Regions from separate parts of the Homo sapiens genome. Here regions 2 and 3 are each linked to region 1. The links are chromatin loops, found by intact Hi-C in ENCODE. Cell type or tissue: endothelial cell of umbilical vein. All regions are shown on one strand. Region 1 has its middle 8.3 kb from the start of FAM107B. Region 2 overlaps FAM107B (family with sequence similarity 107 member B). Region 3 overlaps FAM107B (family with sequence similarity 107 member B).

Region 1 (4,000 bases):
CATATAGAAGTATTACTTAATAGAATTTTTTTAATTTAAAAGGAATAAAGTCAACTTACATGGGGCAATATGAAAAATTGCCAGGAAATACTTTGAATGACAAAAGCAAATTGAAAAGTTAAGCACATGTGGATATCTAAAAATATACCCATATAAATATATACATGTATGTGCTTACTTTTATGTAGAAAAGCTTCAGAGGAATGTCCAAGAAGTCTTCTGCCTCCGGAGAGGGGACACTAAAGGTCTGATTTGGGAGGAAGATGCTTTTCATGGTATACCCTGTTGTACTGTTTGAATTTTGTTAACCATGTGCAAATACTAACTTTTCTATTAGAAAAAAATAGCATGGAAACATCCCAAGGTGACAAGGCACCAACATGCTCAGTTCTAGGTGAGGTCTCAGATGAAAATCAAGCATGTGGCACCAATGATCTCTCCAAAGGGGAGACCAGCAGAGCGGATCTCAGCCATTCAGTGCCTCCATCAGGATGCCTTAAGAAGATTTGTCATTTTCCATAGAGAGCGCATAGAGAAAGCACTATCACTGGGGCCCATGTCTTCAAACATCATTGATTGAGAACTCACTGCAGAGCAGGTTCTGAGTCAGGTGCTACTTGGAGTGAAATAAGCCAGGATCCTGCTCTCTTGGAGCCCAAAGGGCAGTAGAGCACATGAGTGAGTGTGGTGAGTGCAGTGAGGAAACCCGCTGGCTCCTGGAAATAAGATAATGACCCAAGTCAGGAAGCCCGGCTGATCTTGCATCCCCTTGTTTCCTGAGTCTCACTTTCTCTGTGGGGATCCCGCTAATCGCTTCTGCCACAGTGGCCTCGGGAGGCACTGCCCTCTGCCTTAAAAATCCAGCCCAAGAAAAGGGACACAACTGCCCCTTCTGCACAATTCAGCGGATAATCATCTTTGGTGCATGACCAGACTTTGCTGATTACAAAAGGCAATTATGCCTCTCTAAAAAAAAGTTTTCTTTTTGACTGTTTGCTGGGTAACATCATTGTCGGTGCCCCAAAGCCCCCAGGTTATTTGTCGCAGGGTCTTCCGGGGCTTCCGGTCTGCCGAGTTCCTGTTCAGCATCTGGGTAGCATGGACTGTCTTACCCCTGTCAAGCCCATCTAGATAGGCCGGGCGCGGTGGCTCACGCCTGTAATCCCAGCACTTTGGGAGGCCGAGGCGGGCGGATCACAAGGTCAGGAGATAGAGACCATCCTGGCTAACACAGTGAAAACCCGTCTCTACCAAAAATACAAAAAAAAAAAAAAAAAAAAAAAAATTAGCCGGGCATGGTGGCATATGCCTGTAGTCCCAGCTACTCGGGAGGCTGAGGCAGGAGAATCACTTGAACCTGGGAGGCGGAGCTTGCAGTGAGCCGAGATCGTGCTATTGGACTCCAGCCTGGGCGACAGAGTGAGACTCCGTCTCAAAAAAAAAAAAAAAAAAAGGCTCATCTAGATTCCTTAGAATCTAGGCTTAAGCGATAAGGCCCTGGGTTCCCTCGCTCTCCTAAGAGCCACCTTGCTAGTCATTTCCTGCCCCAAGATGATTAATGCTGAGAACATCCTCTGCCCTAAGGGAAGACCGACCTTTGCTCCCAGGCCTTAGCCTTGGTACCAGCAGGACAGCACGCACAACGGAGTTCAGGAGTCCCACATCAGTCCCTGAAAGTAACAGGAAGCATCATTTCTTTCTCAGTGTGGAGGAAGGAAGGTCACCTAACCAAGACAGGAGGGGCAGAGGAAGGGGCAGGAAACAGATCTGGGGTATAAGACCCAGAAACACAGCAGTGGTTGTAGATAAGGCCAGGATCAGTGCCATTGTCTGATTTCACATCCTCTCCCTTCCCCTATATTTACACTCATGCACTGCGTAACAATGTTTCAGTGAACAAGGGCCCGCATACATGGCAGTGGTCCCATAAGATAATAATACTGTATTTTAGGTTTCGATACACAAATACTTACTTGTGTTAAAACTGCCTGTAGTATTCAGTATAGTCACATGCTGTCCAGGTTTGTAGCCTAGGAGCAATGGGCTATACCCTATACCCCAGGTGTGCTGTGGACTCTACCATCCATGCGATATTTGTACAGTGAAATTGCCTAATTTTACGTCTTTCAGAATGTATCCCTGTCGTTAACCAGCACATGACTATATTTTTAAATCAAAGTGAACTTAAAATGGGGATTCACTTCCATTTTTTTGGTAAGGATTTTTTTTTTTTTTTTTTTTGAGATGGAGTCTGGCTCTGTCACCCAGGCTGGAGTGCAGTGGCACAATCTCGGCTCACTGCAACCTCTGCCTCCTGGGTTCAAGCGATCCCCTGCCTCAGCCTCCCATGTAGGTGGAATTACAGGCACCCGCCACCATGCCTGGCTAATTTTTGCATTTTTAGTAGAGACAGGGTTTTGCCATGTTGACCAGGCTGGTCTCGAACTCCTGACCTCAGGTGATCTACCCACCTCAGCCTCCCAAAGTGCTGGGATTACAGGCATGAGCCACCACACCCAGCCTTTGGTAAGAATTTCTCCAACATTTCTGAGGTCAGTGAAAATGCCCTAATTGTGTTGCAAAACTAGATTTGACTGTCATCGGGTTTGCCTGGAAGCAAGACTGCCCTGCCTTCACAATCTGGAATTCTCTTTACTCCTCTTTTTAATCCTCACACTGAATTCCCAGCTGATTACAAAATTATCTTCCTTCAGGAAAAAGAAATCAAAAGCTTTTCTGCTTTCTACCCAAAAGTACCGCTGAAATGTAAAGGGCTGGTGAATCAGGTAGCCTAAGAAAAATACACCTTTCCTGTCTGATGCTCAGCAATGCCCCAAGCTTCAGGACTCTACTGACATCATTATCACTTCTTTTTTTTTTTTTTTTTTTTTTTTTTTGAGGCAGAATCTTGCTTTTTTGCCCAGGCTGGAGTACAGTAGCACACTTTTGGCTCACTGCAACCTCCGCCTTCCAGGCTCAAGCAATTCTCCTGCCTCAGCCTCCTGAGTAGCTGGGATTACAGGTGCCCACCATCACGCCCAGCTAATTTTTGTATTTTTATTAGAGATGGGGTTTCACCATGTTGGCCAAGCTGGTTTTGAACTCCTGTCCTCAAATGATCTGCCTGCCTCAGCCTCCCAAAGTGCTGGGATTACAGGTGTGAGCCACCATGCCCGGCCATAGACATCATTATCACTTCTACTAATACTTCAGAGGAAATACTGATCAGGTTCCTATTTAGCTTCCTTCAATGGACCCTTGTCCTTTGGGTGGATTCAGAGACCCCCAGATATGCCCACTCCCCATCTCCTGTCACTATTCTTCTTGGCCCACAGCCTGCATTCGGGGGGGTGTTCAGCCTCCTGGGGTGGCCGGAAGAACAGGCAGCCAAAGTCGAGGCCATCCCTGGAGAGTTAATAAAGCCAGATAGAATTCTATCCTTGGGAAGGTGGCTAGGCCATGTCATTGCACAATCAGTACGATGTCTTATCTGCAAATAGTGTCCAGCTGTCTACAAATTTTTGCCCCAGTTGTTTCAGAGTGAAAAAGCATCTGCCTTAAGCCACATGCCCTGTATCCTTTCCCAATAGCTGCCCCTTGGCAATGTGTTGTCCCATATTCACATCCCACCTGCCCTAGGACTTCCAGCCCATTGCATTCTTCATCCTCCCAGGGCCAAGTGTGCTAACCATCCTTGCCTTCCTGTGTGACACACTATGGGCAAGTGGTGACGAAGGAATGAAGAGAGCAGGTCCTATAGCAAGTTGCCCACAAATGAAAAATCTTCATACTGTATTAATCTTTAAAAGTAGATTATAAAGCATTATATATGATCTCATTTGTTAAAGAAAGAGCCATTAAATTTTAAAGAAAAAGTGAATATGATTCCTGATACAGGTCAAAGCACTAATCCAAGTTCTAAATGACTCACGAGTAGTAAGATAACTCCACTAAAATAACAGTGAAATCATTTAAAGGGTTTAAAATGATAATGACAATG
Region 2 (4,000 bases), 200 kb before region 1:
GCACAATTGGAACCAAACATTTACAGTAGTATTCTGTGGCATTAGAATTCTAACAGTGCAAACACATCTTTGTACTTTATTTTTTTCTATCTATAAAACAGGAATAAGGCTACTTACTACAAAATGAAAGAAGATTGCAAGTCCCAAAAACCGTTTTATTAGAAAAGTTGAGAATACCAATGAAAACCTAGTTAAGAACAGAAATGATTAGATCCCTGAATAGAGAAGGGGTATTTTAGATTAAATCTTCCCAGAGTATTTGGGATCAGTAATGTGTTGCCTCTATTAAACACGACGAAAAAACAGCAACACTGATTACAAGCAGAATGGAAAAAATACATAATAATGCATGGCTTTTTTGATCAATAATTGTTTCTTCATATTGTCAATGTATGCTTACAAAGAAGTTTCTCTATTCAAATGCTTCCATTCACTGACAGAACACTGCTTATGATGAAATCTTACAGAAAACATGCATGCCTTTTATGGCTGGATATGCCTCCTTGCCTCACAGGGCCCAACTGAGACAATATTCTAATTGCGTATTCTCGATGTGTACTTACAAAGGTGTTTCTCTGTCAAATCCTTCCATTCTCTGACAGAAAACAGTTTATGATACATCTTAAAGAAAGCATGCTCATATTTGCATTCTATTGCTGGATTTTTCTGCTTGGCCTCATGGGGCCCAATGGAGAAAGAATCATGTTCTAATAACGTATTCTCGATGTGTGCTTACCAAGGTGTTTCTCTGTCAAACTCTTCCGTTCACGGAAAGAAAACAGCTTCACGTGAATCTTTAAAAAAGCGAGCTTACGTTTGCCTTTTACAGCTACGTATATAAACTTGCATAGTACGAAGAAATAAAAAAAAATGTTCTAGTCTTAAAAATTGTTTCTTTTTAAAAACTGTATTTCCGAAGGTATACAGATCAATATCAGAGTGTTAGCCCCTGATTTTCAGGTTGAGATCCTGGGATTTCAGCTCCCAAGATGGCAGGAGAGGCCTTGTTCTCTAACGCTAATCTCAGCTCATTTCCAAGTGCCAAGCCTTGAAACTCAGATCTGTAAACCTCTGCTTATAACGTAACAACACAGGTCCACATTAATAACCATGATGAAGCAGGCCCAATGTTTTTAACCCCCAATGTGAACAAAAGTATTTACTTATAATCTAGTTTTCTGTGCATTCTCTAATACTGAAGTCGTTTCTCTTTAAGATAAACATTTTAGGACAGTTAATATTTCTGTAACTGCAGCCAGCCAGGAAATACATTGAGTTACACGAAGTTTTTTATTAAAGGTGGTATGGCTAATGCCACCTAAAAATGGCTCCCTTCCCCCAGTTCTTCCCAGTGGAACTTAGTCCTAAAGCTGACACCCATTTTCATGTTTAAATAAGAGCTTCACAGGGCTCTCAACCTCCACATCCAGAGCCAGGGCGTGCGGGTACAAAGCTTTCTTTCCATTTGGAAAAGTTCATTAAATGAAATGGTAACGAACTCCGCTTCCAAGCAGAATGAGCAACTACGCTAACATTTCTGTTAACTGCAAGCAGGTGCCAGCCTCCCTAATGACAGGAAGTTCCCTGAGGGCGAATATCCTGCACTTATCTGTGCCCTGGATGCTGGATCCTTCATTTGGAGTTGAACAAACATCAGTTGAATTAATACATTCCATAAACTCAATCCAGTCTCACTCATCTGTCTTCACTCTGCCAAACCTCTTTGAGTAATTTCCTCAACGTTAGAAATATAGTGAAGAAAAGTCTAGAATAAACAAGTTGCTTCCCTATCACGGAGGCACATTTCCTTCGGAGATTCTGAAATAACACTACTGGCTTATAAATATGACAAGCCTTCACTGGGGAAAAAAAAGAGATCCATCAGACTTGCCGAGAGAGGGGACCTTGCCAAATTGCTCACTTTCTGGTCCTGTTTATAGAGTGAGTGATAGCAGTCTTCATTTGCGACATATTTTCCGGAGTCCGGAAGCAGCTACTGGCCATTCAGAAGGCAAGAAGACCTCACCAACTGCACCCTCGGTCACAAGAAAGAATTATTTACTTGGGAATTCCTGTTCAGCAAAAGAAAAACAGAACTATTTAAGAAGAGATTAGAACAAGGAAGAATGGGGCAGAAGAGAAGTATGCATACCATTCCTGGCAAATCATTGTTGGGAACAAACAATGACGATCAAATTTTAATCTAAAGAATGCCGCAAGTTAGCTCACCTGTGGTTTATCACTACCCCAAGTACTGATTACTCAATCAGGGTCTCCAAAAAGTATAGCATGTTTTCGTTCAAACGCAAGCTAAAAATGACAGCCTTGTTCACACATTGTAAGACTTTACCTAAATTATAACGAAGAGAAAAAAAAGCTACACTCCTTTTCTATTAATATATACAAGCCTCTCAGGAAAATTCCCGGTGACAAACACCTAGAAAAAACCCATTCGTTGTATGAAGCACTCGGCTCAAGTCCATAAATTGATTTTCTAAGATGTTATCTTAATTTGCTTCTGAAATAATTACCAATTTGACATACCAATTGTGAAAATTAATTTTTTTAAATGTAAGCTTCTCCAAAGAAGGGTCGGCCAGCTAAGCATCATTTGGAAACACCCATACCAATTAGTAGAATTCCTTGAACAGAGGAAGGCACTAAGTCAATGAATGAAAACAAACTAAACTCTTTTGGAAACAGCAATGCTGAAGAAACCGTATATTCAATCTTCAGAAGCCAGTTACCCGGTTGCTGTAAAGCAGTGCATATCTAAACCCTCTATTGCAAAGTAACCAAAATCTCACAATTAGAATAAACAGAGGAAACCAGTGAGAGGGTCATCTCAAAACCGTTCCTACCTCTCTACCTGGCTGGTAACTGCCCTAAAATTGCAACCCTGGGCTTTATCAAGCAAAGAAATGGAAATTCTACTTAAGCAAATCCAGAAATTTCTGTTAGTTGCATTACCCAAGTAAAAGCACACAAGGGCAACAGAATTTCAAAACCAAGTTTGTTACTCAATACCCCATATTAGGAGATAAGAGGAGGATAAAACTGTTCTGTCATTCACTAGTTCCTTCCAAAAAAGATTTGGAGTGTGTTAAAAGTCATACATGTCTCATGCCTGTAATCCCAGCATTTGGGAGGCTGAGGACAGATCACTTGAGGTCAGGAGTTCGAGACCAGCCTGGCCAATACGGTGAAACCCCATCTCTACTAAAAATACAAAAATTAGCCAAGCATGATGGCAGGCACCTGCAGTCCCAGATACTTGGGAGGCTGAGGCAGAAGAATTGCTTGAACCCAGGAAGCAGAAGTTGCAGTGAGCTGAGATCATGCCATTACACTCCAGCATGTGTTACAGCAAGACTTCATTTCAAAAAAAAAAAAAAAGTCATACATTCAACTAGGTAAATAAAATAACATTAGAAAGCCAGGCTGGGTGCGGTGGCTCAAGCCTGTAATCCCAGCACTTTGGGAGGCCCAGGTGGGTGGATCATGAGGTCAGGAGATCAAGACCATCCTGGCTAATATGGTGAAACCCTGTCTCTACTAAAAATCCAAAAAAATTAGCTGGGCATGGTGGTGGGTGCCTGTAGCCCCAGCTACTTGGGAGGCTGAGACAGGAGAATGGCGTGAACCCAGGAGGTGGAGCTTGCAGTGAGCCGAGATCATGCCACTGCACTCCAGCCTGCACGACAGAGCAAGACTCCGTGCCAAAAAAAAAAGTAAGTAAGTCAAGGCCACCCTACAAAAGAAACAGCAAGTGGTACACACAAGGGCTAATATAATTTCCAGATCTCTGTATTAAGTGTGGTTTTGAGTTTCCTGGGGGCCAGGACCAAAAATAAAAAGGTACATACTATACATTCTTAGAAAAAAAAATAAGTATCCATCTTCTCAAGGAAAAGAAAAAATATCATGGTATGATTGTCTAAAAGAAGTTTTCCACATGGAATGTTACACAAGGAACAGCGCACTACAGCATGGACAAAAG
Region 3 (4,000 bases), 190 kb before region 1:
CCTGCCCATAGACTTGAAGCCTCTGCTCACCTTGGCCATGGCTATGGACTGAATATTTTTTCCTCCTCCACCATAAATTCATATTATTTAAGCCCTAATCCCAACGTGATGATATTTGGAAGTGGGGCTTAGGGGAAGTAATTAAGTCATAGAAGTGGAGCCCTCATGAATGGGATTAGTGCCCTTAGAAAAAGAGACACCAGGCAGATGATCTCCCTCTCCACCATGTGGGGATACAGCAAAAAGGTGGCCTTCTACAAAACACGAAGGGAGCCCTCACCAGACACCAAATCTGCCAGCATCTTTGATCTTGGAGTTCCCAACCTCCAGAACTGTGAGAAATAAATGCTGTTTAAGCCACCCCGTCTGTGGTATTTGTTACAGCAGCCCAAATGGATGAAGACAGCCATACCTTTGAGCCCAGGGTCGCTCCTCCACTCTCCAATTAGATCCCAGAGCTCCAGTATGGACCCTCTACCCCCACCAGGTTCCTAACCTGTCTCTGTATTCTACCACTGCTTATCAAACTAGGCTACATTTCAGGTGGAGAAGGCCCAAGAGGATGATATAGGTGAAACATTCACCCCAATCCTGGGACAAACTCTCTCTCATTGAGTCCTATGAGAATGGAATAGTCTCGCCCATCAGGTGAGAGTGTAAACAATCACGTATGACATCACATCACAACACCACCTTGGGGGAGCAGACACTAACCTCTGTTCACACCTGTGTACAGGCACTGTGCCAGGTGCTTTTCCTGCCTGATAATAGTCACACTGCAGAGATGAGAAAACTTGAACTCACCAAGATAAAAGCACTTACGACATGCCACCTAGGTCTATCTAGCAAAAAGTTCATCGTCCTTCTAATGCGCCAGTGTCGGAACTAATAAATGACAACATACATCTGAAAAAAGCCTGAGGATAATGACAGTGTAAGACACAATGCAGGTACTCATGTATTTATTCTCATGTATTTATGCACAGAAATATATTCTCATATATTTATTTAGAAAGAACTCCCATATTTATCCAATCGCGGGAAGTTGCTTAGCCCTAGAAGTCAAAATGTGGACAACAGACACAGTCGACAAAGATAGTTCTCATACATTTAAATAAATGCCTAGGCTTATTTTCATGGTATGAACAACTATTTTTCATGTTTAATGTTTTTAAGACTTTCCATTAGTATGAATAAGAATTTGTCTTACACAAACATCCAAAAAAAGACAGTTTCTTTAGGATTACATATCTTAAACATTATTTTCTTTTCTGCTATAAAATCGTCACCACAACCCTAGCAACTAGGAAGTTTTGTTTCCTGTCCTTGTTTTTATTCTTTTGTGGTGGCAAGTGCCAGCATGTGGGGTAGGTAGGGTGAGGCAAGGTGGGTGACAGTAAAGGACACTGTGCTCAATTCGAAGCTACGGGAGGAGAGAGCTCTAGTCCTAGATTTGCACCAAGGAGCTTTGAGCTCTCAGTAATTCAGCAACCCTGGGCTGTCATTTCATCTATAAAATCAGAGGGTTAGGTGTTCTCCACAGCCTCCTCCTGCACTCAATCCTATGATAACTGCTGAAAACTCCAGCATGGGACAATTACCAGTGTGACACCCTTGAGAGAAATGGTGGGATGTATATTTAAAAAAGACTATCTAATGACTCACCCATGAGTAAAAAATAATTTACTTCCATTTTAAAATCCATATTAATCGACGTGACGTTAGTAGAGAGAGTGCCTAATGTCTGACAGCGCTTCTGAAGAGGATATAAATAGGCGGTTTTTGAAATTAGTCAGCCATGTGCTCACGTCCACCAAGAAGCACATGCAGGCAACATGCTCCAGGCTGTGCGTGCAAGCTGTTCTGTTTCCAGCACAAATGCAGAAAAGGGGAAAAAAGCAGTCCTGGTAGAGTCAGTCATCACATATTTCAGCTGTAAGTAGGAAACAGGAAGCTCACAAAGAATTGTAATTTAGAAGCATTTAAAACAAAACAAACAAACCTACTCCAGGCACAAATACCAGATAGCTGCAAAGCCAACTGTGGTATTTGATGACAAATTGTTTAAAGTCACCAGTGGGTCAGAGTACAAACCACGCCCACGTGAAAGTCTCCCTGGACGCTACCAGGGTCTACCCATTCTCCCCTCTCTGTAAGCCAGCTTCACACAGGTAAGTGGGTCCCATAAACCCCCGGAGGCACCCACATCTGGCTCTTTGTGGGCAGCGCAAGTAGAGAAAAAGACAGTCAACCAACCGTCCTGAGAAACAGGAGGCTGACACTCAGAAAATCAACATCAAACATCCTCTCCCATGCCACAGGGTGACTTCTCACCTCCACTCCTCCCCACCCATCACCCCACACACGCTGTCTCCCAAAAACACATCTGATCTTTATGAAATCTCAGCTTCAGAGCTCCCCAGGATGTTACTGTTACTGAAGGGGAGTGAAAAGGAGGAAGAAGAGAGAGAAGGAGGGCTCCAAACCCATCCCAAGTTGATTCCTTCATGATGTTTCCAAGAATTTAAAGAATAAGTGGTGAGGCTGGGCGCAGTGACTCACGCCTGTAATCCCAGCACTTTGGGAGGCCAAAGCAGGCAGATCACTTGAGGTCAGGAGTTCGAGACCAGCCTGGTCAACGTGGTGAAACCCCATCCTTACTAAAAATACAAAAATTAGCCGGGTGTGGTGGTGCATGCCGGTGGTCTCAGCTACTTGGGAGGCTGAGGCAGGAGAATCACTTGAGCCCAGGAGGTTGCAGTGAGCCGAGATAACATCACTGCACTACAGCCTAGGTGACACACCGAGACTGTCTCAAAAAAAAAAAAAGAAAAGAAAAAAAAGAGTAAGTGGTGACTTTTTAAAAGAATGGTCAAAGGAATTATTTTTAAAGCTGTAGGTTGGCATAGGACATTTATCAAAAGAAAGAAACTATCAGTTCAAACTTACCTAGACATCTTATAAGAGTCCTGAACCATCTATAATCTGAAAGCTTTTTCAAATACTAGTAAGCCAGGCACAATTACCAATTATTCAAATAACATTTATTATAGCTAGTGATTTCCACTGACTATATCTGCAATAATTAGAGCTGGTAGGTTTTTAAAAATATAGATTTTAAGAGTATATGGAAAGTCCTTGAAAGGCAATGTTTCTGGGCTGTTAGGAATAAGGCATTCCTTTAACACGAAATAATGAATTTTAAACAGTAATAATAATAACAAGGAAGAAATGAATGACTGAATGAATCAGAAGGCAGTACACCATAGGGTGAATAAGAGTACATTCTTGGGGGATGAGGGGCAAGGGGAGGGAAAGCATTAGGACAAATACCAAATGTATGCGGGGCTTAAAACCTAGATGACAGATTGATGGGTGCGCCAAACCACCGTGGCACATGTATACCTATGTAAGAATCCTGCATGTACTGCACATGTAGCCCAGAACATAAAGCAAAATTTAAAAATTTTAAAAATTAAAAAAAAGAAAAGCACATTCTTTGCAGTGAATATATCTCAGTCCTGGGTGATCCTGGGCAAGATATTCAATGTCTCTATGCCTCAACATCCTCCTCAGAAAATAAAACCAATTACAGTCCTAAATCACAGGGTTGTCATGAGGATCCAAAAATGATGCATGTAAGAAGCATTTAACATGTTCAAAAGAAACACTTAACGTACTAATGGTCCTTATTCCAGGATGAGTTTTGGTTCCAACTCTACAAATCATTAGCTGTGTGGTCTTGGGCAAGCAATTTAACACATCTAAGCGTTGGTTTATTCACCAAAAATGAAGAATCTTGATTAGATGACCTCTTCATTTCTATGGCTTCTCCAAGCTCAAGACCTCTCTGACAACAGAAGCAACATTTATGATTTCAAACTCTTCCACGTTTCTAGTTTTCACATCTTTCTTTTAGGACTTATTGGTCACAGCCATGATTTATATGAAATCAAGTGTTTGGTCAACAGCACGACTCCTCAGAATGAGACTGTGACTA

The links. A loop is a pair of places that touch in the nucleus more often than their neighbours do. Peaks named below come from ENCODE experiments on the same cell type or tissue, not always from the same donor. Only the 100,000 strongest peaks of a DNase experiment are listed, where the experiment ranks them.
Region 2: a loop joins it to region 1, with 14 times the contacts of the local background. A loop is called at or near these places in 1 of 110 quality-filtered maps.
Region 3: it touches region 1 in a loop (12-fold over the local background); 1 of 110 quality-filtered maps calls a loop at or near these places.

The regions. Positions count from the first base shown.
Region 1 is chr10:14,781,243-14,785,242 of GRCh38, forward strand. No RefSeq gene overlaps it. Among named protein-coding and RNA genes, the nearest start is that of FAM107B, 8.3 kb to the left of the region's middle. In endothelial cell of umbilical vein, no CTCF peak of the experiment used is centred here; DNase peaks (open chromatin) are centred at 679 and 1,719; H3K27ac peaks cover 2,624 bases.
Region 2 is chr10:14,576,639-14,580,638 of GRCh38, forward strand. All of the region lies in intron 2 of FAM107B (family with sequence similarity 107 member B), which reads right to left. Among named protein-coding and RNA genes, the nearest start is that of MIR1265, 140 kb to the left of the region's middle. In endothelial cell of umbilical vein, no CTCF peak of the experiment used is centred here; a DNase peak (open chromatin) is centred at 1,883; H3K27ac peaks cover 4,000 bases.
Region 3 is chr10:14,586,358-14,590,357 of GRCh38, forward strand. The region is part of intron 2 of FAM107B (family with sequence similarity 107 member B); the gene reads right to left. Among named protein-coding and RNA genes, the nearest start is that of MIR1265, 150 kb to the left of the region's middle. RefSeq lists an enhancer at 1,921-2,120. In endothelial cell of umbilical vein, no CTCF peak of the experiment used is centred here; a DNase peak (open chromatin) is centred at 1,894; H3K27ac peaks cover 3,881 bases.